Regions from separate parts of the Homo sapiens genome. Here region 1 is linked to region 2. A link is an interaction called in ENCODE POLR2A ChIA-PET data of the cell type or tissue named here. Cell type or tissue: A673. All regions are shown on one strand. Each heading gives the region's core, and the rest is flanking DNA. Links, peaks and the distances in the headings are about the cores only.

Region 1 (16,892 bases), core at 4,151-12,150, 240 kb before region 2:
GATCCACCCACCTCGGCCTCCCAAAGTGCTGGGATGACAGGCGTGAGCCACCGCGCCCAGCTTTTTTCCAAATAATGAATTCAGGGTCCCCCCAGGCCCTGTGGACATCGGGGCTGGATCCTTCTCTGGAGCAGGGCCGTCCTGGGCACCGCAGCGTCCGCCTACCCCATGCCAGGAGCACCCCCAAGTCTGGATAACCACAATGTCCCCAGCCACCGCCCAGGGTCCCCTGGGAGCAGGGCCACTCCCAGGTGAGAATCACTGCCTCAAGGGAAGGGCTGGGTGGGACACAGAAATAAGATGTGGAGGTAAGGGGTCCTGCTTGGGCCCCCTAAAGCAGGTCGGACCTCCTCTCCTGAGAATCGACCCTGGGGGCCGGTGGGAGACAGACCTGGGGGATGGGGTGATGTGGGGTCTGAGGCGGTCCCTTCCTTCCTGCCACGGCCAGGCCCTCAGCACACTAGGGGCGCGAGGGACAGGCTGGGTTTGTACTGTAGTCCCCTTTGTCATTCACGGAGTCCGTATTTGCGAATTCGCCGGCTTGGTGTGTATTTGTGAACCCCAAATCAATGCCTGGGGTACTTTCCCTCTTATCCTTGGACACGCAGAGAGAGACAAGAAATTAGAGTCATGGACGTGCGTTCCCTGAGCCCAGGCCACGCTCCGCCTCCCCGTTTCCCCTCCTAGGTGGACCACGCCCTCATTACTGTCTAGCGAGAGCCTCGGGGTTTGCGTTTTTGTGCTCTTTTTGGTGATTTTGCTGTTTGCAGTGGCCCCAGGCATCGTGCTGAGGCCCCTTCTCGTGTCCCTCAGGGCCTCGTGGAGGAACTGGTAGGTGAGAAAAGCTTTGCTCAGGCAGGACTGAGAGAGCAGCTGCCCTATTCAACACTCACATCATCGATAGGCATTCAAGAAGACACCTTTGAGCCAGGCACGGTGGCTCACGCCTGTAATCCCAGCACTTTGGGAGGCTGAGGCAGGCGGATCACGAGGTCAAGAGATCGAGACCAGTCTGACCAACATGGAGAAACCCTGTCTCTACTAAAAATGCAAAATTAGCTGGGCATGGCGGTGCATGCCTGTAATCCCAGCTACTCGGGAGGCTGAGGCAGGAGAATCGCTTGAACCCAGGAGGCGGAGGTTGCAGTGAGCCGACATCCACCATTGTACTCCAGCCTGGGCAACAAGAGCCAAACTCCATCTTGAGAGAAAAAAAAATTAGCCGGACATGGTGGTGGGTGCCTGTAATCCCAGCTACTCTGGAGGCCAAGGCAGTAGAATCACTTGAGCCCAGGAGACTGAGGCTGCAGTGAGCTGAGATTGCACCATTGCACTCCAGCCTGGGCAACAGAGCGAGACCCTGTCTCCAAAAAAAAAAAAAAAAAGACACACAGAACAGGTCATGTATTGATCAGATAAAGGAAAGTTTCCTGAAACTCAAAGGAAACTACCCCTACAAAAATGTTCTCTAGGAGTAATGATTTGTGTTCGCAAACTCAGTTTTTGTGGTGACTTCACAGAACAGAACTACCACAAATAATGAGAATCTAATCAACTGTGGATATATATGTATATGTATATATATGTGTGTGTGTGTATATATATATATTCTTTGTGACTATGAAAGGAATATAACTGGCTGGGCGCGATGGCTCACGCTTATAATCCCAGCACTTTGGGGGGGCCAAGGTGGGTGGATCACATGAGGTCAGGAGTTTGAGACCAGCCTGGCCATGTTGGTGAAACCCCGTCTCTACTGAAAATACAAAAATTAGCCAAGAGTGGTGGTGCATGCCTGTAATGCCAGCTACTTGGGAGTCTGAGGCAGGAGAATTGCTTGAGCCCAGGAGGCAGAGGTTGCAGTGAGCAGAGATCGCGCCATTGCACTCCATCCTGGGTGACAAAATGACACCTGTCCCAAAAAAAATAATAAATAAATAAAAAGGAAAGAGAGAGAAGAAAGAAAGAAAAAAGAAAGAAAGAGAAGGAAAGGAAGGAAGAAAGAAAAGAGAAAGAAAGAAAGAAGAGGAAAGAAAGTTATATAACTTCATTTTACAGAATCTGAGAATCACATAAGGAGAGGAAAATCATCCACAATCCCAGCACTTTATCCTTTCCCCAGACATCTACACACACTCTCTTATTTTTAAAAATTGAGGTTCTACAACATGGTTTGATCATCTGCCTTTAAACCCATTTTTGCTGGCCGGGTGCAGTGGCACACACCTGTCATCCAGCACTTTAGGAGGCCAAGGTGGGAGGATCGCTTGGGCCCAGGAGTTTGAGACCAGCCTGGGCAACATGGCAAAACCCCATCTCTACAGGAATAAAAATTAGCTGGGTGTGGTGGCATGTGGCTGTAGTCTCAGCTACTCAGGAGGCTGAGGAGGGAGGATCGCTTGAGCCCAGGAGGTTGAGGCTGCAGTGAGCTGTGATCACGCCATTGCACTCCAGCCTGGGTAACAGACCCTATCTCAAAAAAAAAACAAAAACAAAAACAAAAAAACACGGTGCCCATCTGTGGCAAGGATGATGAAAATAATACAGTGTGCACATGAAAAGCAGTATTTCCAGCCACCTAAAAGTAAGCCTGAGAGGCCGGGCGCGGTGGCTCACGCCTGTAATCCCAGCACTTTCGGAGGCCGAGGTGGGCGGATCACGAGGTCAGGAGATCAAGGCCATCCTGGCTAACACGGTGAAACCCCCTCTCTACTAAAAACACAAAAAATTACCCAGGCCTGGTGGCCCGTGCCTGTAGTCCCAGCTACTTGAGAGGCTGAGGCAGGAGAGTCGCTTGTACCCAGGAGGCAGAGGTTGCAGTGAGCCGAGATCGCACTACTGCAGTCCAGCCTGGGCGACAGAGTGAGACTCTGTCTCAAAGAGAAAAAAAGTAAGCCTGAGAGAGAAATGCACCGAGTCACCCCATCAGAATAAGGAGCTGTGGTTCCCTGGTCAAGGACCATGGCCTGGGGCAGGGTCAAAGTCCTGTGGGTTCTGAGGCTGACCCGGGGCTGCAGGTGAGGTGGCCCCAGCATCCTCGGTCACTGTCCTGATTTTATGGATCAGGAGCTGAGGTCACACCGGGCTGGCCTGGGCACATCGCACTTTGACTCAGAGTTTGTGATGGGTCAGAAGTCTAACTTCCCGTCTTTCTCTATCACGGTCCTGAAACGGTGCTACAACTCCATTCGCTGACCCGGCCAGGCGGAGCCTCTGAGTCTTTTGTGAGTGCAGGTGCCTTTGGGCAGGAGGAGGAAAAGTCCTGCAGCCCCTCGTTTCTTGAGTCTGTGCATGTTTACTAGCAGGACCTTGCTTCAGATGCAGGGCTGGGTGGAGGCGCTCGCTCCTGCGTGCATGTGTGCGTGCACGTGTGTGTGTGTCTGTGTGTGTGCACATGTGTGTGTCTGTGTGCACATGTGTGTCTGTGCGTGTATGTGCACCTCTGTGTGTGCACGTGTCTGTGTGTGCAAATGTGTGTGCACGTGTGTGTGCACATGTGCGTCTGTGTGTGCATGTGTGTCTGTGTGTGCATGCAAATGTGTGTGCACGTGTCTTGTGTGTACGTGTGTGCGCGTGTCTTTGTGTGCATGTGCGTGAGTGTGCAGTACACGTGTGTACGTGTGTGCGTGTGTCTGAGTATTCCTGTGTGCACGTGTGTGCGTGTGTCTGTGTGCGTGCATATGTGTGTGAGTGTGCGTGTGTCTGTGTGTGCGTGTGTGTGTGTAGAGGTGGGAGGGGAGGCAGCCCCCCTGGATGTCTCTAGGTCACTAAGAGGTTAGGGATCTCACACGGAGTGATTCTGCCCCCCAGGGGACCCGGGGCAGTGTCTGGGGACATTTGTGGCCAACACATCTGGGGGGTGCTCCTGGCACGGAGCAGGTGGATGCCAGGGACGCAGCTCACCACCCTGCAGAGCCCAGGATGCTCCCGCCCCGGAGAACAATCCGGCGCTGGTGTCCGTATTGCTGGGTGGGAGGAGAGACCCTGGCTTAGGAGAAGGTGACCTCAGTCACCGCCTTCCTGCAGCTGAGACCCGGGAGCCTCTGGGAAAGCCGGGACTCGGCCTCCCCAGCTGGGCTGCAAGGTGAGGAGGCTTCCCGCCGACCTCAGCTTCCTTGGCCTCCAATGCAGCCCCGGGGCGCAGGGCTGCTGAGAAAGTGTCGTGTGTGGGTGGCCCGGACTCCAGCCCAGGAGCAGCAGCCATGTGGCTCTTCTTTGTGTCGGTGGAAAAAAACCCATTGGTTTGTGGAAATAGCAAATGTTTGTGACGGAAGAGGGGCCTGGCCGGCTTCAGAGACCACAGGGGCCCTTCAGGGCAGGAGGGAAACAGCCTTGGCCACGTGAACCCGGCCCAGCCCGGCCTCGAGCAGCTCAGGAAGCTGGGCCTGGGTTGGGCCCGGTGCAGGGGCGTCTGCTGACCTCGCCGGGCAAGCCCACTGCAGGGTGAGCCCCGCTAGGCAGGACGGGGCCTCCCCTAGAGCTGACAGTGGTGCAGCTCCTGGCTTCTCCAAGTGGGGCTGCCGGCTCAGCAGCAGAGCAGTGGTGGCCTAACCGGGAGACACAGAACCTGGCATCTGGGTTCATTGTGCGCAAGTCCCGGCCCCATGACCTCGGCCGGTGTAGACGCTCCGCAAGGCAGGGGCCTTTGCCTGCCTCGGGCCTCCTTGTCCACGAAATAGGAGGCTGCCGCGAAGCTGGAGGGGGCAGATCGCTGCCTGGATCTCCCTCCAGACCTTAGTGGGAGTCAGGAAAGACCACGGAAGGTGGTCCCCGTGGGCCCCCCTCGCGATCCGTGCACTGTGCATTGGAGACGGCCGTGGGCCCCCCCTCGCGATCCGTGCACTGTGCATTGGAGACGGATACGGGGCCTGGCCCTGTGCAGGGTCCGGCTTGGAACAGAGGATTCCGTTCCATGGAAAACCGCAGCTCCAAAGGCCCCAACCGCCCCGACCCCCGGAGACCAATCACCGGGGCCTGGAGACGTTCTTTCCTTCCTATTGACCTCCTGGCCCTGGGCGGCTCACATGAGACCCCCGGCCTTCCTGCCCCCCGTATACCTGTCACTTCCTCCATTCGGGGTTAATTGGTTTGTCCCCAGTTTCCACTTTCCACCTCTCCCTTTGCCCGGCACGTGGCTTACATAAAAGTAGAAATCAGAGATGGAAAAACACCGAAGTATTCCATGGGAAGGCGCCGTGCCTGGGTATTTTGTTTTTCTTGCACTGGTGTGTCTGATGGACTGGACTTTGACTGTGGGGTTGGGGCTTCCTTGTTCTGAAATGGAATAACACAAGTTTCTGGAAGATAATTTGCCCTGTTGTCCAGCAAGAGAAGCATCCAGGTCTTCTCCGCACGGATCGGTGGTAAAGAATAAAGTGGATTCTGCCCCCGTTTTCTCCGGAGGGCACGGCCCTTTCGAATTCCCATGCCTCATTTTTGGGGACAGCAACGTCGTTCTCCGATAAAAGCTGGAGGTAGCTCTGTGAGTTCCTTGTAAGTAAAAAATATGTAACCATGCTTTTCTCTTTCTCTCTCCTTTTTTAAACAGGGTGTACAGCAAGCTGTGATTCCTGGGAAAACTAAAAAAGGTATGTGGCATTTTCTCTTACTTCATGAGGTTGGAATCTCTTGTTTTTTAGAAAAAGGAACAAACAAGCCCCAGTCTTTTATGTGTGCCTGACACTTTGGGAGGTTGAGTCATCCCATAAAAGGGCTCCGGGCTCAGAGCCAGGAAACCTGAGTTCAAATCCCAGATCCCCTTTTACCAGCTCTGCCCCGTTTGGGTGGGTTCGCGTCAACTGTCTGCAGTGGAGATGACGTTCTCCGTTTTGCAGGAAGGTTGCAAAGATTAAACAAGCATATAGATACAAAAATATAAAAATAGCCAGGTGCAGTGGCTCACGCCTGTAATCCCAGCACTTTGGGAGGCTGAGGCAGGTGGGTCACCTGAGGTCAGGTGTTTGAGACCAGGCTGACCAACACAGCGAAACCCCGTCTCTACCAAAAGTACAAAAATTAGCAGGGCATGGTGGCAGGTGCCTGTAATCCCAGCTACTCTGGAAGCTGAGGCAGGAGAATCGCTTGAACCTGGGAGATGGAGGTTGCAGTGAGCTAAGATCATGCCACCGTACACCAGCCTGGGCAACAGAGTGAGACTCTGTCTCAAAAAAAAAAAAATATATATATATATATAGCATATATATTTTATACACACATATACCTATATATATGTATACACAGTGGCGTGCGCCTGTAGTCCCAGCTACTCAGGAGGCTGAGGCAAGAGGATTGCTTGAACCCAGGAGTTCGGGGTTGCAGTGAGCTATGATTGCACCACTGTACTCCAGCCTAGGTGACAGAGTGAGACCCGGTCTCTTAAAAAATATACCCAGTGTGGTGGCACGTGCCTGTCATCCTAGCATTTTGGGAGGCTGAGGCAGAAGGATCACTTGAGCCCAGGAGGTGGAGGCTACTGTGAGCTGTGATTGTGATTGCACCATGGGACTCCACGCTGGGCAACAGAGTGAGACCAGGTCTCTAAAGAAAAGAAAAAAATATATATATTATATATTATATATAATATATTATAGTTCACTGCTATAATATACTATTATATCATAGCTCACTGCAATCTTGAACTCCTGGGTTCAAGCAATCCCTTTGCCTCAGCCTCCTGAGTAGCTGGGACTATAGGTGCACGCCACTGTGTATACATATATACATATAATATATACATATGTGTAATATATATTACATATAATATATACATATGTGTAATATATATTACATATAATATATTACATACAATATATTACATGCAATATGCACATGTATGTAATATTACATAGAATATGTACATGTATGCAATGTTACATATAATATGTACATGTATGCAATATTACATATAATATGTACATGTATGTGATATATTACACATGATACGTACATGTGTGTGATATAACATTACATGCAATATGTGCATATATGTAATATATTGCATGTAATATGTACATATATGTAATATATTATATGTAATGTGCACATGTGTGTAATATAACATATTACATGTAACGTGTGCATGTATGTAATATAACATATTACATGTAACGTGTGCATGTATGTAGTATGATATATTGCATGTAATATGTGCGTGTATGTGATATGATTTATTACATGTGATATTACATATATGTAATGTGATGTTACATGTAATGTGTACATATATGTAATGAGATGTACATATAAAATATAATATATAGTATATAATATATAACATAATATATTGCATATAATATATAACATATATATTGCATATAAAATGTATATTACATATATATATGTATATATATATATGCTCAGCACCATGCTGGCATGTCAGTATCTAAGAGATGTGAGCTGAACCTGAAACCATCGCTGATCTGTTTCATTCGCGTTTTTCTAGGAATTTGTCCATTTCGTGTAGATTACCTAATTGGATGTCACACACTGGTTCATAATGCTACCGTGTTCTCTGATAATGCCTTTTATTTCCATACAGTTGGTAGTAATGTCCTCCTTTCGTTTCTGCGTGTAGTTATCTGCATCTTATTTCCTCTTTTTTTTTTTTTTTTTGGTTTTGCTTTTGGTCAGCCCCGCTAGAGGTTTGTCAATCACCTAGCTCTTTTCAAAGAACCAACTTTTGGTTTCGTCGACTCGCCAGTTTTTCTCATCTCTGTCTCGTTTATCGCTGCTCTGATCTTTACAATTTCCTTCCTCCTGCTGGCTTGGGGCTGCCTTCGTTCTTCCTTTTCTGGTTCCTTAAGGCAGCAGTCCTCAACCTTTTTGGCCCCAGGGAGTGGATTCGTGGAAGACAGTTTTTCCACAGACAGTGGGGAGGTGGGGGGGGTGGAGCCGGGAGGATGGTTTGGGGACGATTCAAACGCATTACTTTTTTTGTGCACTTTGTTTCTGTTATTATGACATTGTAATATATAATAAAATAATTCCACAACTCACCATAATGTGGGATCACTGGGAGCCCGGAGCTTGTTTCCTGCAACTAGATGGTCCCTGGGCTGGGTGTGGTGGCTCACGCCTATAACCCCAGCATTTTGGGAGGCTGAGGCGGGTGGATCACTTGAGGTCAGGAGTTCGAGACTAGCCTGACCAACAAGATGAAACCTCATCTCTACTAAAAATACAAAAATTAGCCAGGCGTGGTGGTGGGCACCTGTAGTCCCAGCTACTTGGGAGGCTGAGGTAGGAGAATCGCTTGAACCCGGGAGGCGGAGGTTGTAGTGAGCCGAGATCGCACCATTGTACTCCAGCCTCGGCAACAGAGCGAGACTCTGTCTCAATAACAAACAAACAAATAAAAACTAGATGGTCCCATCTGGAGGTGATGGGAGACAGTGACAGATCATCAGGCATTAGATTATTTCTGTTTGCTTGTTTTGAGACAGAGTCTCTCTCTGTTGCCCAGTCTGGAGTGCAGTGGCATGATCTTAGCTTACTGCAAACTCCGCCTCCTGGGTTCAAGCAATTTCCGGCTGATTTTTTGTATTTTTTAGTAGAGATGGGGTTTTATCATGTTGGCCAGTCGAGGCCATTAGGCATTAGATTCTCATAAGGAGCGTGCAACCAAGATCCCTTACATGCACAGTTCACAATTGGGTTCACGCTTCTATGAGAATCTGATGCCACTGCTGATGGGACAGGAGGCGGAGCTCAGGCGGGAATGCAAGCGTTGGGGGGCAGCTGTGAACACACAAGCAGTCAGGCGCCGTGGCTCACGCCTGTAATCCCAGCACTTTGGGAGGTCAAGGTGGGTGGATCGCCTGAGGTCAGAAGCTCGAGACCAGACTGGCCAACATGGCAAAACCCCATCTCTACTGAAAATAAAAAAAATTAGCCGGGCGTGGTGACGCATGCCTGTAATCCCAGCTACTTGGGAGGCTGAGGCAGAAAACTCACTTGAGCCCGGGAGGCAGAGGTTGCAGTGAGCTGAGATCGTGCCGTTGCACTCCAGCCTGGGGGCCAGAGCGAGACTCTGTCTCAAAATATGTGTGTGTATATATATATATTTTTTAAATATATATTTTATTTATAAATATGTATATGTGTTTTTATATATTTATAAATATATATTTGTTTATATATTTATAAATGCATATTTATATATTATAGATAATAGATAAATATATATTAATAAATACATATAAATATATTTTTATATAAATAATAAAAGATTGTATGAAAATATAATTTACCAGCACGGCAGGGCTTTTTGGCGTTCCCTAGATTTTGCCCCCAAGGTGAGTGCCGCATGGCCTCACCCTAGTCCCGGCCCCCACACAAATGACACTCAGGATGACGACGAAGACAGTGATGATTTAAAACCTGGCCGATGGCCGAGGGGTCGCATGTGCCCGTGGTGTCTGGTCTGGATCCTTTTACGTCCTTCTCCATGAATATATTCTCCATGGAGAAGTCCCTGCCCTCTCTCCTGTTTTCTGACCGGGAGACCAGACCTCCTTTGCTGGAGGTCAAACGGCCAGGGTGAGGTCCCTGGAGCCTGCCCTGAGCCCCGTCCTCTGGGACACACAAGTGCTGGCTGATGGCAGCGTGGCTGGACGGCAGGTGGCACGGAGCTGCCTGGGCAAGGCTCAGGTGTCTCCAGGCCGCAAGCTCAAGCTGCCAGCCATGTGGCCACGTGCCGTGGGGATTAGGTCCCTATGCTGCAGCATCTGCTGGGAGGGATGACAAGAGGCTCCAGCAATGACATCAGGCAGCTCTCGTCGGGCCCTGGCTAAGTCCCCTGGCCCTGTTCCCAGCAGCCGGGCCATCCCCACCACTGACGCCTCCCTGATCCTCAGCTCCCCCTACTCAGCGACTCAGCAGATACCTCTCCCGTGCCCCCTGCAGGCCAGGTCCACTGCTCCAATTCCTTTAGTTCTCCTAGGATCCCTGGGGAGCAGGGCTCATTGTCCCCATTTTATAGGTGGGGAAACTGAGGCTCGGCAACCAAAAGATGTGGCAAGGCCCGGGGGCTGGCCAGAGGCAGAGCGGGATTGGAGTCACGAGACTTGCCACAGAGCAGCTGGTGGTCCCTCAGGCTGTGTAGGCCACCTGCTCATCTGCACAAGCCCCTCAGAGCCCAGCAGGGCCATGGTCACTCTCCCTGGGGGACAGTCACAGAAGCTGGGGCTTGGTGAGGAGGTGAGCAGAGGTGGCCGGGAGCGGTGGCTCCTGCCTGTAATCGCAGCACTTTGGGAGGCTGAGGTGGGCGGAGATCACTTGAGGTCAGGAGTTCAAGGCCAGCCTGAACAACATGGTGAAACCGCGACTCTACCAAAAAATAAAAAAATTAGCCGGGCTTGGTGTTGGATGCCTGTAATCCCAGCTACCAGCTACTCAGGAGGCTGAGGCAGGAGAATCGCTTGAACCCGGGAGGCGGAGGTTGCAGTGAGCCGAGATTGCGCCACTGCACTCCAGCCTCGGCGACAGAGCAAGACTCCGTCTCAAAATAAGCCAGCAAGGAGGGTCGCCACGGGGGCTGGATGAGAGAGTGCCTCCCAGCCGCTCCTTCTGCTGCATTCTACCCACTTCCTGTGAGCCAGTCTCAACCCAAACACTCTTTCCCCATCCCACAGGGATTCTGAGAATCAGGGCACCCCAGACCCAAGGCAGCCACATTTCCCTTTTCCACTGAGAGCGGAAAGAGGCCTCGGCACTTCCTGGGGCAGCCCAGGATTTGGCCGTGTTTCTGCATTAGCAAGAAAAGGCGTAATGGAATTTGGATAGACAAGAAAAGGGGATGTAAGCGTGAGCAAAACCACACACTCCATTTCATTGTTAGAAATTCCATGCGTGTCATCAAAACCTCATCTTGGGACAGAGGCCAAGACGAACTCACTGTCACAAGGAACTTTGTGCACAACAAGTGTGCTGGCTCCCCTGTCACCCCCGCCCTCACCCCCGGCCTGCTGGCTGACCCCAGACACAGCAGCCTTGTGTTTCCTCCCTCCTGGTCAGCTGGTGCCTGGTAGCTGCAGCGGTGGTAGCTGCAGTGGTGTCTCTCCAGAAGGTTCTGGGGGAGAGACTGAAATTCCCATGCTTAGCCTTACAATGCCCCGGCCCCGTGCAAACCTCCAGATGAAAACACAGCCCCGGCCAGTGCGGTGGCTCACGTCTGTCATCCCAGCACTTTGGGAGGCCGAGACACGTGGATCACAAGGTCAGGAGTTCAAGACCAGCCTGGCCAAGATAGTGAAACCCCGTCTCTACTAAAAATACAAAAATTAGCCGGGTGCGGTGGCGGGCGCCTGTAATCTCAGCTACTCAGGAGGCTGAGGCAGAGAATTGCTTGAACCCAGGGGGTGGAGTTTGCAGTGAGCCGAGATCCGCCACTGCACTCCAACCTGGGTGACAGAGTGAGACTCCATCTAAAAGAAAAAAAAAAAAACACAGCCCTGTTTAAGCCCTCCGTGCATGTCCTCCTCCACCTCCACCCCCACGGCTGCCATTTTTGCCAAAACGTATATCCTGGACTTGCCTTCTTGCCGTTTGCTGTGTTTGAGCGTCGAGCGTTGAGCCAGACACAGTTGGGTTGGCACAGGAGTCAGGGTTCTCTCCGGGGGTCCTGACAGTTTGCTGCCAAACCTTCATGTCCAGACCTAGTGTCCCCCCTGGGGTCCCTCGGGTTTGCAGTTGCCTTGGCATTGAGGATTCAAGGTGTGTGGCAGGAACAGGGACCCAGGAAACCCTTTGGTGGCCTCAGCCTGCCCAGCTTTGTCACTTGAACCTGTCGGGATGCAAACAACATGCACAGTTCACGAGAAAGCCGCTCCTGGCTGGAACATCCCTTCGACCAGGGTCTCTGGGTATCAGCATCTCTGACATTAGGGTCAGATTATTCTTGAGAGGGGGTTGTCGCTGTTTGTTTGTTTGTTTTGTTGTGTTTTGTTTTTTGAGACAGAGTCTCGCTCTGCACCCAGGCTGGAGTGTAGTGGCACGATCTTGGCTCACTGCGACCTCCGCCACGTGGGTTCAAGCGATTCTTCTGCCTCAGCCTCCCGAGTAGCTGGAATTTCAGACGAGCGCCACCAGGCCCGGCTAATTTTTGTATTTTTAGTAGAGATGGGGTTTCACCACGTTGGCCAGGCTGGTATCGAACTCCTGACCTCAAGTGAGCCACACACCTCAGCCACCCAAAGTGCTGGGATTACAGGTGTGAGCCACTGGGCCTGGCTAGGTTTTTTTTTTTTTTTTTTTTTTCCAGACAGAGCCTCGCTCTGTCGCCCGGGCTGGAGTGCAATGGCGCGATCTCAACCCACTGCAACCTCCGCCTCCCGAGTTCACGGCATTCTCCTGCCTTAGCCTCCCGAGTAGCTGGGATTACAGGCGCCCGCCACCACACCCAGCAAATTTCTTTTGTATTTTAGTAGAGACCAGGTTTCACCACGTTGCCCAGGCTGGTCTCGAACTCCTGAGCTCAGGCAATCCGCCCTCCTCGGCCTCCCAAAGTGCTGGGATTACAGGCGTGAGCCACCATACCTGGTTTTTGTTTTTTGATTTTTGTTTTCCATTGTTAACATGAAAACATCCGTAATGATCCCTAGCCCTCAGGGAGAAGCTCCCTGGGCCTGTAGTTTTCCGGGACTTTCTAACAACACCAGGGCTGGAGTGGGGTGGCCCTGGAGATGTCACACATGATACTGGTGACCTCTAGCCATTCTGATGATGTGACCTGGAGCCCACGGGCCACAGCAGAGAACCCCAGGCTCGAGGTCCATCCTTGGCCATGTGTGTGCCCGGACGGGCCGGCCCCTGCTGCAGAGCCCAGAGGGGTGGGCCTACCAGGCCACGTGTGCCCATGCACAGCAGCAGCACCTGCTATGGATGGAGGTGGGGCAGGCACTTCACATCCGAGGGCTGCCTGGGCCTGGGAGCCTCTGTCCTGGGAAGGAGATCGGCCCTGGGAACAGAGTGGGTTCCAGGAAGTAACACCCTTTGTGAACTCCCTGCACCATGGCCTCCAGCCCCTTCCATCCAAGTGGCATCTTTGGTACCCAGTGTCTGGGATGTGCTGGGGTTGGCAGAACAAAGGCCTCAAAGACATCCATGTCCTAATCCCTGGGAGCTGTGGCTGTGTCACCACACATGGAAAAAGGGACTCTGCAGGTGGGATTGAGTGAAGGACCACCTGAGTCATGAGAGCACCACCGTGGATGATCCGGGGTGGGGGGGCGCAGTGACCTCACAGGATCCTCACGAGAGGAGGCAGGAGGGTGAGAGTCAGAGAGAGACTGAAGAGGCTGTGCTGTGTCTGTGAAGGGGGAGGAAGGGTCCCGAGCCGAGGGATACGGGCACCTCTAGGCGAAAGGCGGGAAAGAGATTCTCCCCTGGAGCCTCCAGGAGGGACCAGCCCTGCCTGTGCCTTGATTTTAAACCAGTGAGGCCCATGTTGGACTCTGAGCCCAGAGCTGTGAGATGAGAAACATGGGTCGTGTGCAGCAGCCACAATGTCACAGGACACAACGAACGTCCAGGGAGCTGCCAGTGTGCGGAGAAGGGGTTTTAGTGCAGCCTGGCTGTGCATAGATGGTTGCAATCAGGGGCTTCTCAGAGGGGATGACATCGGTGGGGCTTTGCAGGATGTGTAGGAGTTTTCTGGGGGGGGGGCATGCGTGGAGAAAGACCCACCTGTGCTGAGGTGGGAAGGCCCGGTACTGCCCTCTGTTCTCTTCCTAACCCTCCTGCCCTTCAGCTCCCGAGCACCACCGTCACGAGGCCGGCGCTGCCCCTTGCCCTGGCCCGGGGCCAGGGTGACAGCATTTCCTCAGCCGGGAAGCCCAGAACTGGAGTGACAGGAGCCACGGGGTTCAGTGTCCTGGCCCGGCCCCGGTTCCCGGGCTTGCAAACTCTCACATGACCGTGGTCATCCCCCGCCCCCGCCGACCCCACCGCCGGGTGGACAGAGAGCAGCTTTTCTTTTCTCCTGCTCCCGTCACCGCGGCGACCAAACCCACACTGGCGGCGCGTCACCCTCTGTCGTCGCGGCCTCTTTGTCTGAACAAGCCGGCTCATTCTTAGGCTCCAAGCTCCGGCTGAAGGCAGCGGCGGGACCTGCCCCGCTGGTCTATTTTTCACTTTCTCGTGGGCACCTCATTCATTCCCTCTCTTTAGCCCCTTCTAAATATAGCTGCCCCGGGGACCGATTTAGCCTGAGAGCAAAGGGCCCACACTGACAGGGACAGTCACAAGGCACTATTTTCCAGCCAGTGCGGCCCTCCCTTCCATGTGGCAGAGGCCCTCCCGCCCGCAGCCCTGGGCCCCACGGCCCTGCCTTGAGGTCACAGAGCCACCAACGGTCAGAGCTGGCACGGAAGGCCCCACACACAGCCGCCCTCCCAGGCCCTGCTGGGCGACCTGGCCCTGGAGAGGCTGCAGGTGCAGGGTGGGTGCCCACGCTGGGTGCAGGGTCTCTGCATGCAGACCCTGGTTGCTGAGGGGGCCCTGGGGTTCTGTGGAGCGGGCAGCAGGTGTGGCCAGTCTCAGACCTGTCTCTTGTATTGAAGTTTCCATTTCAGTCGGGCTCCCCGGGCTCTGCGTGGGTCCCCTCTTTGGCGTCCTGGTGAGAACATGGCAGGCCGTGGGGGGCCTGCATCCCAGCTGCCAGGGGACACATCAACGCCTGATCGTTGCCCTGTGCCTTCTCACCCTGATGCCCTGTGTCCGCTCTGGAAGCTGTGTGCACCTTTCTTTTTCGTTTGTTTGTTTTGTTTTGTTTTGTTTTGTTTTTGAGGCAGAGTCTCGCTCCGTTGCCCAGGCTGGAGTGCAGTGGCGCGATTTTGGCTCACCGCAACCTTTACCTCCCGGGTTCAAGCAATTCTCCTGCCTCAGACTCCTGAGTAGTGGCATTACAGGTGCCCACCACCACTCACGGCTAATTTTTTTGTATTTTTAGTAGAGAGGGGGTTTCACCGTGTTGGCCAGGCTGGTCTCAAACTCCTGATCTCAGGTGATCCACCCACCTCAGCCTCCCAAAGTGCTGGTATTACAGGCATGAGCCACTGCACCTGGCCTTTTTTTTTTTTTTTTTTTTTTAAGACAGTTTCGCTCTTGTTGCTTAGGCTGGAGTATAGTGGCGCAATCTTGGCTCACTGCAACCTCTGCCTCCCAGGTTCAGGCAATTCTCCTGCCTCAGCCTCCTGAGTAGCTGGGATTACAGGCATGCGCTACCATGCCCAGCTAATTTTGATTTTTTTTTTAGTAGAGATGGGGTTTCACTATGTTGACCAGGCTGGTCTCGAACCCCTGACGTCAAGTGATCCGCCCGCCTCGGTCTCCCAAAGTGCTGGAAATACAGGCATAAGCCACCGTGCCCGGCCTATGTGTGCACCTTTCTGCAGAGTCTAAACCAGGGTCCCCTAGGCACTGTAGACATGGCGGCCAGATTGTTCTCTGAGGTGGGCCTGTCCTGGGCACTGCAGGGTGCTGAGCAGTATCCCTGGCCTCCACCCACTCCATGCCAGGAGCACCCCCCAGTTACGACAACCACAGATGTCGCCAGACAGCGCCCAGGGTCCCCTGGGGGACGGAATTACCTCTAGGTGAAACCCCCAGGGATAGGGGATTCCACGGACCCCCAAGAGACTCTGCGTCCCATGATCCTCTGCTGTGCTGAGGTCCCAGGAGGCTGCACACAATGAAATCCACACCGAGCTGGGAGGGAGAGAGGAGGTGAATCCCAGGAGTTGGGGGTCCCCCTGGTTCACACCATCCATCCCGTTGGGAGCTTATTCTAGTGTGGGTAGGGATTGAACCCCATTTTCCCCAAATAATTAACTCAGGGTCTTCTCCCTCAGCACTGTGGACAGTGGGGTAAGATCCTTCTCTGGGGTGAGGCTGTGCTGGGCACTTACGGTTGCTGAGCAGCGCCCCTGGCCTCCACCCACTCCATGCCAGGAGCTCCCCCAACCCCGACAACCACAGATGTCTCAGGCATCGCCCAGGGTTTCCTGGCGGGGCTGAATCACCCACCCCCCCAATTAAGAGCCACTGTTGGCCCAGCACGGTGGCTCATGCCTAAAATCCCAGCACTTTGAGAGGCCAAGGTGGGCAGATCACCTGAGGTCAGGAGTTTGAGACCAACCTGGCCAACATGGTGAAACCCCATCTCTACTAAAAATGCAAAAATTAGCTGGGCGTGGTGGGGGTGGGGGGCGCCTATAACCCCAGCTACTCAGGAGGCTGAGGCAGGAGAATCTCCTGAACCCGGGAGGCGGAGGTTGCAGTGAGCCGAGATCGCGCCACTGCACACTGTCCTCAGGGGCTTCTGTGAGATGCACTGAGGTCCTCATGGCTCCCGGGGGTGCTCATGGCTGAGGCCCTCGTGCCCACAGCAGGCGTGCAGATGTGCACATTGACGCAGGTGCCCAGGGACACAGCTCTCTGCAAACCCAGCTGCCCCAGCCACTGTACGAAGGCGACTTGTTCCTCACAGTGCCTCGGAGCCTTCTCTTCTCTCCCAAACTACTGTTCCATTTTGTTTGGGTTTGGATCTTTTCCTCTCTAAACATAACACCCTGTCTCTCTTGTCTCTGAACACTGTGTTCTCAGAAGCAGTCATCCCTCCACGGGGAAGGGCTGACGTTTCCACTCCAAGCATTGTCTCCCCTCCTGCCAAATCTGGTTGCTGGTTTTGTTGCTTGGGGTTTATTTTTCTTTCCTTTTTCGAGGCAGGCAGAGGTTTGGAGGGGTGAGAGGTGGGGGATTGCCAGACCCCCAGGAGGAAAGAGTCCAGGAGCTCTGCGAGCTATAAAGCTACTGGTTCTGGAAGTTTTAGAGCCAGATGAAGGTTGCTTCTGTTCTCACGTTGCTGCTGCAGGCCGGCCGCCCCTCCCGCCTTC
Region 2 (14,770 bases), core at 1,342-9,341:
ACAGGACGGAGCTCAGCCTCGGGTCTGGATGGGCTCACGCTCCCTGGCTGCCTCCGAATAAGTGGAACCAGCTGGCTTCTCGGCAGGGGTATCTGGGCCCCATAGACACTGGCTTTGCTGGGGCCCAGCGGCACTAGCCCCTGTGGCTGGGGAATTAGTTATCGGACCTCGTGGCCAACCCCTGCATCCGCTGTTCATCCCTCCCCGGCCCCGGCCACCTAGCCCAGCCCTGCCACCACCGGCCGAGACCTCATCCCAAGCCCCAGCCTCCAGCCTCGCACCGGGGATGGCGGGGGTTTGCTGGGATAGCTGCGGGGTCACAGCCTCCAGCGAAGGACAGACAGAGTTCAGGTGTGCCCGGACTGCTGACGTTCAACCCACAAGCCTACAAGCCTCGCTGTCCGGGACCAGTTCCCTGCGTCCATTTGACAGGTGGGGGATCAGGATGTCACGTGATGGAGAAACACAACCCTGACACCAGAGCTGACCGGCCTGGAAACCAACACGCTGTCCACGCGGCACACCTGCCTGCCCTGTCTGAGCCAGATGCAAAGGCTGAAACCCAGGGTCCCAGTGGCCCAGAGGCCTCAACCCCCAGTGGGAGAACGTGTCAAGGCCTTAGAGGCTAACTGGCCTCGTTAGAACCTCCAGGAACGGCAGGGAGGCAGGAGAGGAAGGAAGTCCCGTTTTCCAGCCCCACGGTTTCTCCCGCAGAGGAAGCAAGGCCTGCCTCACCGCTGCACCCCTCAGAACAGCCCCCCACACTGTAGACTGCTCTCTGCCCACTCCGTCACCTCCTAGTGAGCTGATGAACTTTGCAAAGCCCTCTGCAGCCACAAAGCCCTGAGCCCAAGGCTCCCCCCACCACATGCTGTGTGGCTTAGGGAAGGTGTCCCAACCTCTCTGAAATCCAATTCCTTCTCTCTGAAGTGTTGAAAAAGGTGTTGAGTATCCACTCTGTGGCTGGGCCCTCGGCCACAGTCATGTGGGGACAGAGTTCAGAGCACGAAGCTTTTTTTTTTTTTTTTTTTTTTTTTGCAATGGAGTCTGACTTTATTGCCCAGGCTGGAGTGTAGTGGCACGATCTCAGCTCACTGCAACCTCCGCCTCCTGGGTTCAAGTGATTCTCTCACCTCAGCCTCCTAAGTAGCTGGGATTACAGGTGCCCGCCACCATGCCTGGCTATGTATTTTTAGTAGAAATGGGGTTTCACCATGTTGGCCAGGCTGATCTCGAGCTCCTGACCTCAGGTGATCCTCCTGCCTCAGCCTCCCAAAGTGCTGGGATTACAGGCATGAGCCACCATGCCCAGCCCAGGGCACGAAGCTTTGAAATGAGGCCCACAGACAAAAACAGAAGGCTGTGCAGACCGGGAGAGGGAGAGGTCAACTTCCTGGGGAGGCAGACAGAAGTCCCCAGAGAATAGACCAGAATGAGCCTGTTCCTCTCAACCATTTCCACCCCAGAGAGCCACTCTGACCTGCTCGGAAAAGACTGGAAGTAACCCAGCTGCCCATCACTAGAGGATACGCTGGAGGAGTCCAGGACCTCCAGCCAACTACAAAGCCACTTTTAATTTTATCTATGTATTTATTTTTAAGAGACAAGGTCTCACTCTGTGGCCCAGGCCAGAGTGCTGTGGTGTGAGCACAGCTCACTGCAGCCTTGACCTCCTGGGCTCAAGAAATCCTCCCACCTTGGCTTCCCAAAGTGCTGGGATGACAGGTGCGCACCACTGCACCTGGCCTGCTTTTAATATTTTAAAAGGAGAAATTTAATATTTTACATTCCACATTACATTGAAAATTTAATATTTTACAAAGAGTCAGAGAAGAAAAACCCAGTTACAGCCAGAAGGCACAGAGAGATTTGGAGAGAGATAGGGAGAGGCAGAAACAGAGGCGGAGACGTAGAGAGGGAACCGAGAGAGAAATGAGGACACGGCGGCCGGCCCGGCCCGAGACACTGGATCCCCCAGGCCTCCACTCTCCTGGCCCCGTATAAAGCCCCAGCCCCAGCAGGTCCCGCCAGCCAGCCCGCCGTGCCAACTGCAGGCTGCCCCCTGCCCCTGGCCCAGACCTCACCCTTTCAACTCCCTGCCCATGGTCAGCGCAGCCCTCGGATCACGATGTCGGGGCCGTGGCCGTTGGCCCGGGAACCAGCTTTGCTGCCTGTGCCCGCGGTCAAGTGCTGGCCGAGAGCCCTCGAGTCTTGTCCTCGGAGGCCCCACTCTGGGAGACATTGGCGGAGGCCCTGGTAGATAAGACAGATGGGCCCTTCTTGCCCCCAGACCAGCCAGAGATCCTCAGGGTACCACCCCACTGCAGGTTCCGAAGGAGGACGGGAGCTGGATGTTACTGATAGTCAGTCTGGGGCGTCTGCCCCAGACACTGACCCCACTGCCTTCTCCAAGGTAGCTCTGGTTCACGGAACCCTCCCCCAAAGGAGGACCTCAGGCGGGTCCTTTTGTCATTCCCGTTCACAGATGAGGCAGCTGAGGCCCAGAGAGGTTAAGCAGCTTGCACAGGGTAACACAGCCAGAATCCTAGCGTAGGAGGTAGGCTGCCTGCCGCTCCATCTACCCCACCGTGCCTTTCCTCTGCCCCAAGCCAATGGGGCTCCCAGCCACCCGCATCTTGTGGGCATAGAAATGAAGTCCCAGTGCCTAAAAGAGGCAAAGAGAAAAGGGAATGAGACCGGGTGCGGTGGCTCACGCCTGTAATCCCAACACTTTGGGAGGCCGAGGCGGGCGGATCACTTGAGGTAAGGAGTTGGAGAGCAGCCTGGCCAACATAGCGAAACCCCATCTCTACTAAAAGTACAAAAATTAGCTGGGCGTGGCAGCGGGTGCCTGTAATCCCAGCTACTCAGGAGGCTGAGGCGGAAGAATCCCTTGAACCCAGGAGATGGAGGTTGCAAGGAGCTGAGATCACGCCATTGCACTCCAGCCTGGGTGACAGAGTGAGACTCCATCTCAAAAAAAGAAGGAAAGGAAAGGAGAGGAAAGGAGAGTGGAGGAGAGGGGAAGGGAGGGGAGGGGAGTGGAGGGGAGGGGAGGGGAATGAACGCACTGTGGCCCCAGGAGCTGGGAGAAAGCAAGTCACCGTCGGCCTCACGCCGCAGATCCATTCCTGCCTTGAACGACCGAGGGGAGGCCTCCCTGCACCTCCAGAACACCCGTGCAAGGACCCGGACAGTACCGTGTAGCGTGAGACCTTCTGCCACAGAGGCCCCTGCTGCCCATCACCGCCTGTTTCTGGGTGTCGATTTCCTGCCTGGACCCAGACAAGGACATGGATATGAAGGGAAGAAGGTTTGTAAACAGAAGAAGCTGTGCCCACGAGGAGAGCTCCTAGGGTTCAGGAATTGTTGGTTTGAGCCTGGGGACCGCCCAGGGTGAGAGAGGTTAGCACACCCCTGGGGCCAGGCACTGTGGCTCACACTTGTAATCCCAGCACTTAGGGAGGAGGAGGTGGGAGGATCTCTTGAGCCTAGGAGGCCAAGGCTGCAGTGATCTATGATTCCGCCACCTCACTGCAGCTTGGGTGACAGAGCGAGACCCTGTCTTAAAATAAAAAGGACAGTCCTGGGGGTCCCAGCTCCACGGCTAGGGCTCAAGCTCCTGGGATCTCACCAGGTCCCTCCCACTCTGCGCCTCCCCAAAGCCCCCATTGTCCACAGGAATAAGTCCGGGCTCCTCCGCCTTGCCCATTAGACAGGGGCTTTCCGGGCAGGCCTAGGTCTGTCTATGAACTCCGGGCCCTTCTGCCTCCAGTGTCTCACACTCTCTACCTCCCTTCAGGACTCAGCTCCGTGGACCCCCGCCCCCCACCGCCACTGCGTGGCCACGCTGGCCTCGACCGTGCTGACCAGAGCCAGCAGGGGTCAGGATTCACCCAGGAATGACGGGCCCGAGGCCGCTAGGGTTCCAGTGCCCGACAGAAGACAGAGTTCTGCACGCCGGCCAGTGAACACAGACCAGAAGCAGTAAGGGAACAGGAAGCTGGGGGTAATGGGCACGAAGTCAGAGACAGAGATGCCCGTGGGTTCCGCTTTCATTGTTGAAAATGCTTCTGACTTCCATTTCCCTGACCTCATCTCTGCCCCAGCACCAGAGGCGCCCCAAAATTAATGCACACCCCAAACCAATGCTCCTTCCACCAGGTGCCGCTCCAGCTTTCTGCATCCAAGGAAACAGCTCCATGATTCAGGCTTACACCCTCGGGTGCCCTTCCCTGCTGTTTCTCTTGCCTCCCACATCCCAGCCATCAGCAAATGCTGACAATTCTACCTTCAGAATTGTTCCCAGGCCAGGCACGGTGGCTCACGCCTGAAATCCCAGTGCTTTGGGAGGCCGAGGCAGGAGGATGGCTTGAGCCCAAGAGTTCAAGGCCAGCCTGGGCAACATAGAGAGACCCCCTTCTCTGGAAAACAACAGAATTGATCCTGAAGCTTTTAAGGAACAAACAGCACCAATCCTACCCAAACTCTTTCAGAAACTAGAGGAGGAAGGAACACTTCCCAATGTGTTTTATGAGGCCAGCGTAACCAAAACACATTACTGAAAATCAAAGGCCAATATCCCTCATGAATATCGATGCACAAATCCTTAATATTAACAAATTGAATCCAGCTGTCTATAAAAGGGATTCTCCATCATGACCACCAAGTGGGGTTTATCCCAGGAATGCAAGGTTGGTTTAATACCCAAGAATCAATGTGATTAACCACATTAGCATAAGAGAGGAAAACCATATGATCATCTCAGTAGATGCAGAAAATTCAGCACTCACTTGGACAAAATTCAGCATTCATGCAGATTAAAAACACGCAACTAGGAATAGAATGGCATATCCTCAACCAGATAAAAGATGTCTATAAAAACCCTACAGCTGTCATCCTCAATGGCGAAGGACTGGGTGCTCTCCCCCTAAGGCCAGAAACAAAAGAAAGATGTCCAGTTCCACTGGTTCTTTTCAACATTGTACTGGAGGTGCCACACGGTGCAATAAGACAGGAAAATGACATATAAGACAAACAGCAGAAAGGAAGAACTAAGGCCAGGCACAGTGGTTCAGCAGCTCATGCCTGTAATCCCAGCACTTTGGGAAGCTGAGGCAGGAGGATCACTTAAACCCAGGAGTTCAAAACCAGCCGGGGCAACATGGCAAGACCCTGTTTCTACCAAAAAAAGAAAAAATTAATGGGCATGCTGGCATGCACCTGTGGTCCTGGCTACTCAGGAGGCTGAGACGGGGGTGGGGGTCACCTGAGCCTGGGAGTTGAAGGCTACAGTGAGCTATGACTGCACCACTGCATTCCAGCCTGGGTGACAAAGCGAGACCCTGTCTCTGGAAAAAAAAAAGAGAGAGAGAGAGAGAGAGAGAGAAAGAGACAGGCATATCAACCAATTGCAGTAAATGGACCTTATTTGGATTCTGAGCTGAACAAAGTGTGAAAAAATTTTAGAAGGCAGTCAGGGAAACTGGACACTGCCTGGATATTTGAGCATATTAAGGAATTACTGTCCATTTTCTTAAAAAATGATAATGGAATTGTTGGCTGTGTTTTTTAAGTCATTGTATTTTAGAAATGCAAATATTTATGGATGAAATTACTTCGTGTCTGGGATTTGCTTTGATATAGTCTGTTGGGGAGGGTGGAGAGGGACTTATGGAACCAGATGCATCACACTTTGGGGATGGCTTTATGGGGGTTCATTACGTGATTCTCTAAGCCTTTGTTTGTGTATAAAATTTTCCATAATAAAAGGTTAAGCCAGGCGCTGTGGCTCACGCCTGTAATCTCAGCACTTTGGAAGGCTGAGGAGGGTAGATCACGACGTCAGGAGTTCGATACCATCCTGGCCAACATGGTGAAACCCCGTCTCTACTAAAAATACAAAAATTAGCTGGGCGTGTTGGTGCACACCTGTAATCCTAGCTACTCAGGAGGCTGAGGCAGGAGAATTGCTTGAACCCAGGAGGCGGGGGTTGCAATGAGCCGAGATCGCGCCACTGCACTCCAGCCTGGGCGACAGAGTGAGACTCTGCCTCAAAAAAAAAAAAAAGTAATATAAGCAAGAGTTTCCTTCAGAATCTGATGTGGGTGATTAATTTCCATGTAAATCAGAGGAGAGTTGTGTTTTTTTTTTTTCTCGGCCACTGCGCCTGGCTGAGAGAATTTTTTTTTAATAGTAGATGGATAAATTTCATTCTAAACCTAGAACTTACTCTGGGGGTCACTTATTTGTGGGGACAGCTAATTTTTGTATTTTCATCGTGTTGGCCAAGCTGGTCTCAAACTCTTGACGTCAACCGATCCACCTGCCTTGGCCTCCCAAAGTGCTGGGATTACTGGTGTGAGCCAGCGCACTTGGCCAATATGCATATATATTTTTTGAGACAGGGTCTTGCTCAGTCGCCCAGAATGGAATGCAGTGGTGAGATCCTGGCTCACTGCAATCTCCTCCTCCTAGCCTCAAGCGATCCTCCCACCTCAGCCTCCTGAGTAGCTGGGGCTACAGGCATGCAACACCATGTCCAGATAATTTTTTTTTTAAAGAGATGAGGGTCTCGCTATGTTGCCCAGACTCCTGAGCTCAAGCGATCCTCCTGCCTCTCCCTCCCAAAGTGCTGGGATTCCAGGCACGAGCCACTACGCCCGGCCATTGTCCCCTTCCTGTCCTCGGTCAGTGTCTCCCCACCCCTTGTCCTGAGTGGAAGCCTCCTGAGGGCAGGGACGGCGCCTGAGCCTGGCATGGACGCAGCACCTAGTAGGAGCCCAGGCGATGTCGAGAAGTGCAGTTTCTTTTGCATCCTGCAGGACGAGGGAGGTGGGTTTGATGTCCCGTGGAGCACCCCAGGCCCAGCAGCTCAGCTGCTGGGTGATCTTGGGGTGTCCCTCAAGTCTCTGGGCCCAGCATCCCTGGCAGGATGCATCTCCCTCGGTTCCTCTTGGAGAGCTGCCCGGGGGGCGGGGGCAGGGAGAGCGTGGGAGGGGGATGCAGGCGCGGCTTTGAGCCTCCCAGGCGGTGGGGTGGGAGCACCTGGTTGCTAAGGTTACGACCACCTGTGATGGGACGTTGCCATGGAGACTTACCACCTGGGCGGAGAGGGCGGCTCCAGATGGGGAAGCCGTGGGAGAGGCTGGGGGGCAGGGAGGCAGCAGCCCGCAGAGGGGGGCATCCTTCTGGGGACGGCCGTGGTGGGGCCGAGGGGTCTCCTGTCCTGTGCTCTCCTGCCTGGGAAAACCAGCAGGAACTCTTCTGCAGCAGGAACCATTTCTAAAATTAAAAGCCCTCCTCCTCTCGCTCGCTCTCTCCAGCGTGAGGGACGGGACCAGATGCGGGCGGGAGTGGCAGTCATGTCCCAGGGAGGGAGGCTGCGGGGGCAGGTGGCCTGGGAGCCTCCCGTGTGGCCCCAGACAAGTGGCCACCCTCTGTAACTGGGGAAAGAGTCCTTGGCTGCTAAGAGGCAAACGTGTAGAGTCCTGGAAGCCTTGGGCTCCAGATGCCTGAGGTCAAGCCCCAGCTTCAGCAGGCAGATGCTGTGTGACCTGAGGCTAGTGACCTAACCTCTCTGAGTCCCCAAATTCTCATCTGTAAAGTGGGAATAATAATGAATCCAGGCCAGGCACAGTGGCTCACACATGTAATCCCAGCACTTTGGGAGGCTGAGATGGGAGGATCACTTGAGGCCAGTTCAGGACTGCAGTGAGCTATGATTGCACCACTGCACTCCAGCCTGGGCAAAATAGCAAGACCCTGTTAATTAAAAGTTAATCTGGGGGCCGGGCACCGTGGCTCACGCCGGTGATCCCAGCACTTTGGGAAGCCAAGGCGGGCAGATCACGAGGTCAGGAGATTGAGACCATCCTGGCTAACATGGCGAAACCCCGTCTCTACTAAAAATACAAAAAAATTAGCTGGGCGTGGTGGCAGGCGCCTGTGGTCCCAGCTACTTGGAAGGCTGAGGCAGGAGAATGGCGTGAACCCGGGAGGCGGAGCTTGCAGTGAGCTGAGATCGCGCCACTGCACTCCAGCCTGGGCGATAGAGTGAGACTCCGTCTCAAAAAAAAAAAAAAAAAAAAAAAGTTAATCTGACCCAGGCTCAGTGGCTCATGCCTGTAATCCCAGCACATTGGGGGGCCGAGGTGAGCGGATCACTTGAGGTCAGGAGTTCTAGTCCAGCCTGGCCAACATGGAGAAACCCCATCTCTACTAAAAATACAAAAATTTAATGAGCCTGGTGGCATGCGCCTGTAGTCTCAGCTACTCGGGAGGCTGAGGCAGGAGAATTGCTTGAACCCAGGAGGTGGAGGTTGCAGTGAGCCAAGATTTGCACCGCTGCACTCCAGCCTGGGCAAACAGAGTGAAACTCTGTCTCACAAGATATAAAAAAAGCTAATTTAAAAAAGCCAGGTGTGGTGGCACATGCCTGTAGTCCCAGCTACTTGGGAGGCTGAGGCAGGAGGACCACTTCAGCCCAGGAGTTCCAGGCTGCAGTGAGCCATGATCACACCACTGCACTCCAGCCTGGGTGACAGAATGAGACCCTGTCTCTTAAAAAATAATAATAAAAACTAATCCCTCATCATTTTGGGGAGGAGTAAATGGACACATAATATTACAAGACTGGGCTGGGCACAGTGGCTCACACCCGTAATACTAGCACTTGGGGAGGCCAAGAAGAGAAGATCACATTAGGCCAGGAGTTCAAGACCAGCCTGGGCAACTTAGTGAGACCCCATCTCTACAAAAAATAAAAAAATTAGCCAGGTGTGTTGCCACTCACTTGCAGTCCCAGCTTCTCGGGAGGCTGGGGTAGGAGGATCACTTGAGCCCAGGGGGTTCAAGGCTGCAGTGAGCTATGACTGCGCCACTGCACTCCAGCCTGGGTGACAGAGCGAAACCCTGTCTTAAAAAAGGCTGGGGCCGGGCTCGGTGGCTCACGCCTGTAATCCCAGCACTTTGGGAGGCTGAGGCGGGCCGATCATGAGGTCAGGAGATTGACACCATCCTGGCTAACATGGTGAAACCCTGTCTCTACTAAAAATACAAAAAAAAATTAGCCGGGCCTGGTGGCGGGTGCCTGTGGTCCCAGCTACTCGGGAGGCTGAGTCAGGAGAATGGCGTGAACCCGGGCGGTGGGGCTTGCAGTGAGCCGAGATCGCGCCACTGCACTCCAGCCTGGGCAACCGACAGGGTGAGACTCCATCTCAAAAAAAAAAAAAAAAAAGAAGAGAGGGTAGAGCTTGCACTGGACCCATCAGCAAATTACTGGACATCTTAGCAGGCATGTGCCACGCAGGGAGAGATGGAAGGTCGGGGTGGAGACGCGAGTGAAGAGGGGGAAAGGGGCGGGCAGAGGTCTGGGGGAAGGGCGTTCTAGGCAGAGGGAGCAGCCCGTGCTCAGGCCCTGCAGTAGGAGCCTGGCCCAATCTCCACCCCCAAGGGCTCGGGAGCACTGGCCACAAACCGGGCAGAACCACTGCAGAGTCTCTGCAGCCCCGGGAGAAGATGGGAACTGTTCCGATCTCCATTTTGCAGAGGTGGAGACCGAGGCTAGAGGGACATCCCCCACGGTTACACAGGCAGGGCCTCGACTGGACCCCAGCTGGCATCCCTCACCCTCCAGGACTCATAGCAAGTGTCTCCTCCTCCGGGAAGCCTCCCTGGCCCCTGGCTTCGGTCCGGGACCCGGTGTCACTACTGCCTCTTCCACGCCGCTTTGTGACGATTTCATATTTCAGGCATCTGCTCCCTCTGTCCGAAGAAATCCCCCTTGAGGCTGGAAGCGTCTCCTCCTCCTCCCTCCAGCCCTTGGCCTGGTATACAGTAGGTGCTCAATGAACACCTTCCTCCAAGAGCCCTGAGAGCCAGCTATCAGGAGCATCACTTTACAGAGAAAGAAACACGTTCAGAGAGAGAAGGAGACCTCCCCTACTGGGGTCACACAGCACAGCAGCCCAGGGCCATTTGGTGGGGAGAGCATGGGGTGTCATGAAGTCCTTCTGGACCTCTCTGGGGCCAGGAATTGAACCATACCCGCCCCCCACAGCATCCTGTGGGGGGCCTGGCCTGCAGCCTCCCAGGGATGCGGTTTCTGGGCCTCCAGCCAACGCGACAGTCTGGGAACAGAGCCTGCTTGAGTCACAGGTGGCTGCGTGAGTGCCAGGCCACCGCCAAAGCCACTGGGAATACACAGCTGGTGGGGAGGACTGCAGAGTGGGTGAAGGGGGCAGACAGGGCAAGGTTACACACACAGGTTCCCGAGGCCTCCTTCTCACCCCTCACTTGGGACAAATGGCATCTCCCAGCCTTGGTTTGCTCATCTGTGAGACAGGGAGGCTAAATGTGGCTTTTAGAAGATGCAGTGAGGGGCCGGGCATAGTAGCTCACGTCTGTCATCCCAGCACTTTGGGAGGCCGAGGCGGGTGGATCACCTGAGGTCAGGAGTTCGAGACCAGCCTGGCCAACATGGTGAAACTCTATCTCCCCTAAAAATACAAAAATTAGCCAGGCATGGTCATGGGCGCCTGTAATCCCAGCTACTTGGGAGACTGAGACAGGAGAATCGCCTGAACCCGGGAGGTGGAAGTTGCAGTGAGCCAAGATTGCACCACTGCACTCCAGAATGGGTGACGAGAGCAAAACTCCATTTCAAAAAAAAAAAAAAAAAAAAAAGACAAAAAAAAAGGTAAAAAACTTTCCATGAGCACTCGCAGTGCACTTGGTGTGTGCGCTGCTGTGTGCTAGGCGGAAGGCACATTGGGGAACAAGCCCATTAGACAAACTGAGAGGCTCCAAGCTGCTCGATGGAGGGACAGAGAGAAAGGCTGTCCAAGCTGGGCACAGCGAAGATCAAAGGCCTGGGACTGGAGGGACTTGGCCTGTTTGAGGAAGGCTGAGGGGGTGGAGCCCGGGAAAGAGTGAGTGAGGACAGGCCAGGGGGAAGGAGGTGGTGCGGCAGACCAAACAGTGCAGGCAGCCGGGCGGTGGCTCACACCTGTCATCCCAGCACTTTGGGAGGCCGAGGTGGGTGGATCACCCGAGGTCAGGGGTTTGAGACCAGCCTGGCCAACATGCTGAAAATCCGTCTCTAATAAAAATACAAAAATTAGCCGGGCGTGGTGGCGGGTGCCTGTAATCCCAGCTACTTGGGAGGCTGAGGCAGGAGAATCGCTTGAACCCAGGAGGCGGAGGTTGCAGTGAGCCAAGATGGCACCGCTGTACTCCAGCCTGGGCAACAGAGCAAGACTCCATCTCAAAAAAAAAAAGAAAGAAAGAAAGAAAGAAAGAACGAAAGAAAGAGAAATTCCAGGGTAGGTGGGGTGCAGACGGGACCCTCACGGCAATAGGGAATCACGGCAGGTTCTGGAGCCCAGTGGCTAAGCTTCCTCTGAGGGGCTTCCTCTGAGGGCCACATAAGGAATGGGCCTGGGCTGGGCTGTGGCAGATGTCCAGGTGCAGATGGTGGCGGCCTGGACTAGGGGTGGGGGACGGGGGGCAGAGGAGGCGATGGTAGCTTCCAGAAGGTTCCACACGGAACAACCTGCTGCACTTGGGGTGCCCCTGCGTTTATTGCACGGCACGGCCGTCTCCGCAGGCTCACCCAGGCCGTGGGGACAGGAGGTCCTCGGACACGAAGCGCCCGGGATGCGCACGGAGGGGTTCTGCACCCGCGCTCCCAGTGTCCCCGCACCTGCGCCCACGTGGCCTCTCACACCTGCGGCCCCAGCCGCCGCGCACGCGGCCCAGCGCAGCCCCCGCGCGCCCCCGCCAGGCGCGCCGAGGAGACCGGCGGGCGGTTGCGCGCGGCGGCGGCGCGCACGGCGGAGCCCGGGAGGCGGCGGCGGCGGCGGCGGCGGCGGCGGCGGCTGCTCGTGTCGGCTCCGGGCGGCCCCCGCGCCGCAGCCCGCGCCGTGTCCGCGGCGGAGCCGCCCAGGTGAGTGGCCGTGCCGGGGCCCGGCGTGGGGCGCGCCCGCAGACCTGGGGACCCCTCACCTGCACCCTGCGACCCTGCCGCCCAAAGCCCCCAACCCGCGACCCCATCCTCAGCCGGGGGAAATTGCCCCGCGCACCCCTCCCGGGCTCATCGCTCCTTGCCAGGCCCCCGACGCTCCCCCTGGAAACTTTGGGGGCGAACTCCCCACCCTGGGGCCCCCCGCCCCTCCTCTGGGGCGCCAAGGAGCGGGGAATCGGGTGGGCATCTCCCCGGGGCACTGGGGACGCTGGGAGGATGCGCTCCTCTCCAGGAGGAGATGAAGGGGGCACTGGTTGGGTCTGGGGTGTGGGGAACGTCCGAATAGAGCCTGCAGCCCGCGCCTTCCTGCCCTGTCTCCCCCGAGCCGGGTCTGGTCCAGCCTGGGGGTGCGGAGCTGGAAGACGCAAAGGGTATCTGGGGTCCACACCGGAGCCTGCTCCATCGCTGGAGCTGACGGCCCGGCCTGGCGGGGAGGGACCTGGGGGCATAGGGCTGAGTCCCCCTGCTCTGGGGGCGTCTGAATAGCACCAGAAATGGTGGGCCTGGGCACCCTGAGTGGGTGCCGCCACCTCCCGGGCCTCTGGGGCCTGGCCAGGGGAGGCCCTGAGTCCCATTCAACAAGTTTAGGGGAGCAGCACCTCGTGCCTTGGTCCGGGCACAAGAAAAGCCCCGGGTCCTTACGCTGGAGACCACCATGTAACTGGGTTTCTCAACGTGTGCTTGGGGCGCTAACGGTGCCGGTGTCCCGGCCCCCCCAGTTCTGAGGAGTCAGAACTTCTGAGGCGATGTGCCCCAGAAGCTGCATTTTAGCAAGCGGTCCCTGGCTAAACCATGGACGCAGCGAGGCTGCAGACACCCTTGCTCCGGCGGGGGTGGGGAGCGGGCGTCTGCTGTGCAGTGGTATTTGCAGAGGGACGATCTGGGGCTTGGCTGGGGGGAGCCTTCAGGGACAACAGAGCTGTGAGAACCAGAGCAACCCAGGAGGGCTCCCTGGAAGTGGCCTGGAGAGGATGCAGAAGGTGTGAGGTGTGAGTGGTCAGGTGGAGGACGCAGGCTGGAAACAGGTTCAGGGAGGGTGGTGCTGGCTTTATCAGGAGGCTGGTGTGGGGTGGGCTGCCGCGGCATGGCCTTACCCTGGCTGTTCTCTGAGCCGAAGCAGCAGCCATCGTCGGAGACAGGATCTGAGTGGGAAGAACCCACGGGCTTCCCCTGTAGACCCAGCTCCTGTCCCCATCTCGATGATGTGGGGTGGCAGGAAGGGGGCAGCCGGGCGGTGGGATGGGGGCTTAGGAGGGTTCAACTCAGCCTTCCCTGCCCTGCCTGTCTGGTCTTCACCGGTGACTTCCGGCAAATGACGTCCCCTCTCTCAGATCCACCCCACATGGGATTAAATGAGATGCTGCCCACCTCGGCTGCAGTGTGGTGCCACCATAAAACAGATGCTCAGGTCACGATGGTTACGGCAGCAGCCCTGCCTGGCCTCCCTCAGCCTCAGCCGTCCACCCCCAGGGTAAGCCGGGACCTGAAGGTGCCTTGCTGAGTGGGAATAGAAGGCAGTTTGATGTCTCTTCCCACAGCACTGTCATTCCCCGGCGCCCCCTGAGTCACTACCTCGTCACCAGGTAGAGCCTCTTGAAGAACTCTGCGAGCAAAGTTGGCCCCGGGTGGGCCCCATCAAGCCGCCCACCACCACATGTCAATCTCGGGCCTCCAAAGAGCGCCCTTCACCCTCTAGTGGGGAGCTGGGATTTTGTGGGTAGGAGCTGGCGTCAGATCCAGGTTCAAATGCTGACTGTCTGCAGCTAAGTTGTGCAGTGAGCTGGGGCCCACTCTGACCCTCAGTCTCCTTCTCTCCAAAACGAACTTTATTATTCCCCCTAGTCAGGGCTGGGCTAGTGGGTGAAGTGGCCGGTGTAGACAGTGGGTGCTCCAAAACTGGTTCCAGATCCAGAGGCCCTGCCTGCAGAGGGCAGTCCACGGCCCCCCGTGTACAGGCTGGGAAGGAAAGTGGGTCGGGAGGCCCCCAGCCCCTCGAGGGGTTGACGGGGACTAACAGCAGATGGAAGCTAATTAGGGCTTAATGAATTGTCATGGATGAAGCCCCGGGAGGGCCTGGATCTAGGGCAGAGGATGCAGGGGTCCTGGGGGACTGGCAGCGTGTCCCCAAAAGCAGACCTTGGAGGGCCACGTGCTGTGAGGGGCTGGGCCCCCTCCTCCCATATCCGTCTTAGAAGCTCAAACGGGGCATCCAGAGCACACTCCCCTTACTCCCACCGCCCTGGTTGTGGTGGGGGGCAGAGGGAGGGAGATGGAGGTCACTGTGGGCCTGGAAACAGAGGGGACCGCTACCACACTTCTCACTCCTGCCCCCTCTGGGTTTGGCCGGCCTCTAGGAGGGCCTTTCCCAAGGGAGATGTCAGCATCCCTTGCCCTGGGCGGGGACTGGAGGGGGATGTGTTTGAGGTAACCTTGCAAGAGGGAGGGGAAGAGCCCTGCTCAGAATAGAGGAGGCGGATTGGAAGGGCCGGGGGCTTAGCCAGGAGCTGAGGGAAGGAGCTGCCCACACCACCAGGCACCAAGAGGGTAGGGCCACCTCTGTTCTAGGGAGGGACCCCGGCCACTCACAGCCACACTCTGCCTTCTCCTTGAGCTAAGAGCTTCCAGGACCATTAATCCAGGATCCATATCTAAGGACAGCTGGGGGTACAGGGAAGAGAGGCCTCCATTGCCCAGGTCCTGCTGTGGGGGACAGTTTTGGGGAGGGGGTCCTCAAGGCCGGTGCC

The links. ChIA-PET counts read pairs that join two places held together with the same protein. Peaks named below come from ENCODE experiments on the same cell type or tissue, not always from the same donor. Only the 100,000 strongest peaks of a DNase experiment are listed, where the experiment ranks them.
Region 1: POLR2A ChIA-PET joins it to region 2 with 10 read pairs; 2 of 35 experiments call an interaction of 5 or more read pairs at or near these places.

Annotation. Positions count from the first base shown.
Region 1 is chr19:2,543,845-2,560,736 of GRCh38, reverse strand. It overlaps GNG7 (G protein subunit gamma 7), which reads left to right. Exons shown (of 5, transcript NM_052847.3): 3 at 5,549-5,588. Among named protein-coding and RNA genes, the nearest start is that of GADD45B, 76 kb to the right of the region's middle. RefSeq lists enhancers at 521-1,021, 3,451-4,064, 13,032-13,976, 14,822-14,961, 15,495-15,544 and 4 more and a silencer at 16,435-16,524. In A673, for the core only: no CTCF peak of the experiment used is centred there; DNase peaks (open chromatin) are centred at 5,716, 7,746 and 10,776; H3K4me3 peaks cover 680 bases; H3K27ac peaks cover 2,702 bases.
Region 2 is chr19:2,305,254-2,320,023 of GRCh38, reverse strand. It overlaps LINGO3 (leucine rich repeat and Ig domain containing 3), which reads left to right and starts at 11,870. Exons shown (of 2, transcript NM_001101391.3): 1 at 11,870-11,948. RefSeq lists enhancers at 3,641-3,730, 3,921-3,980. In A673, for the core only: a CTCF peak has its summit at 3,908 (motif pointing right); no DNase peak of the experiment used is centred there.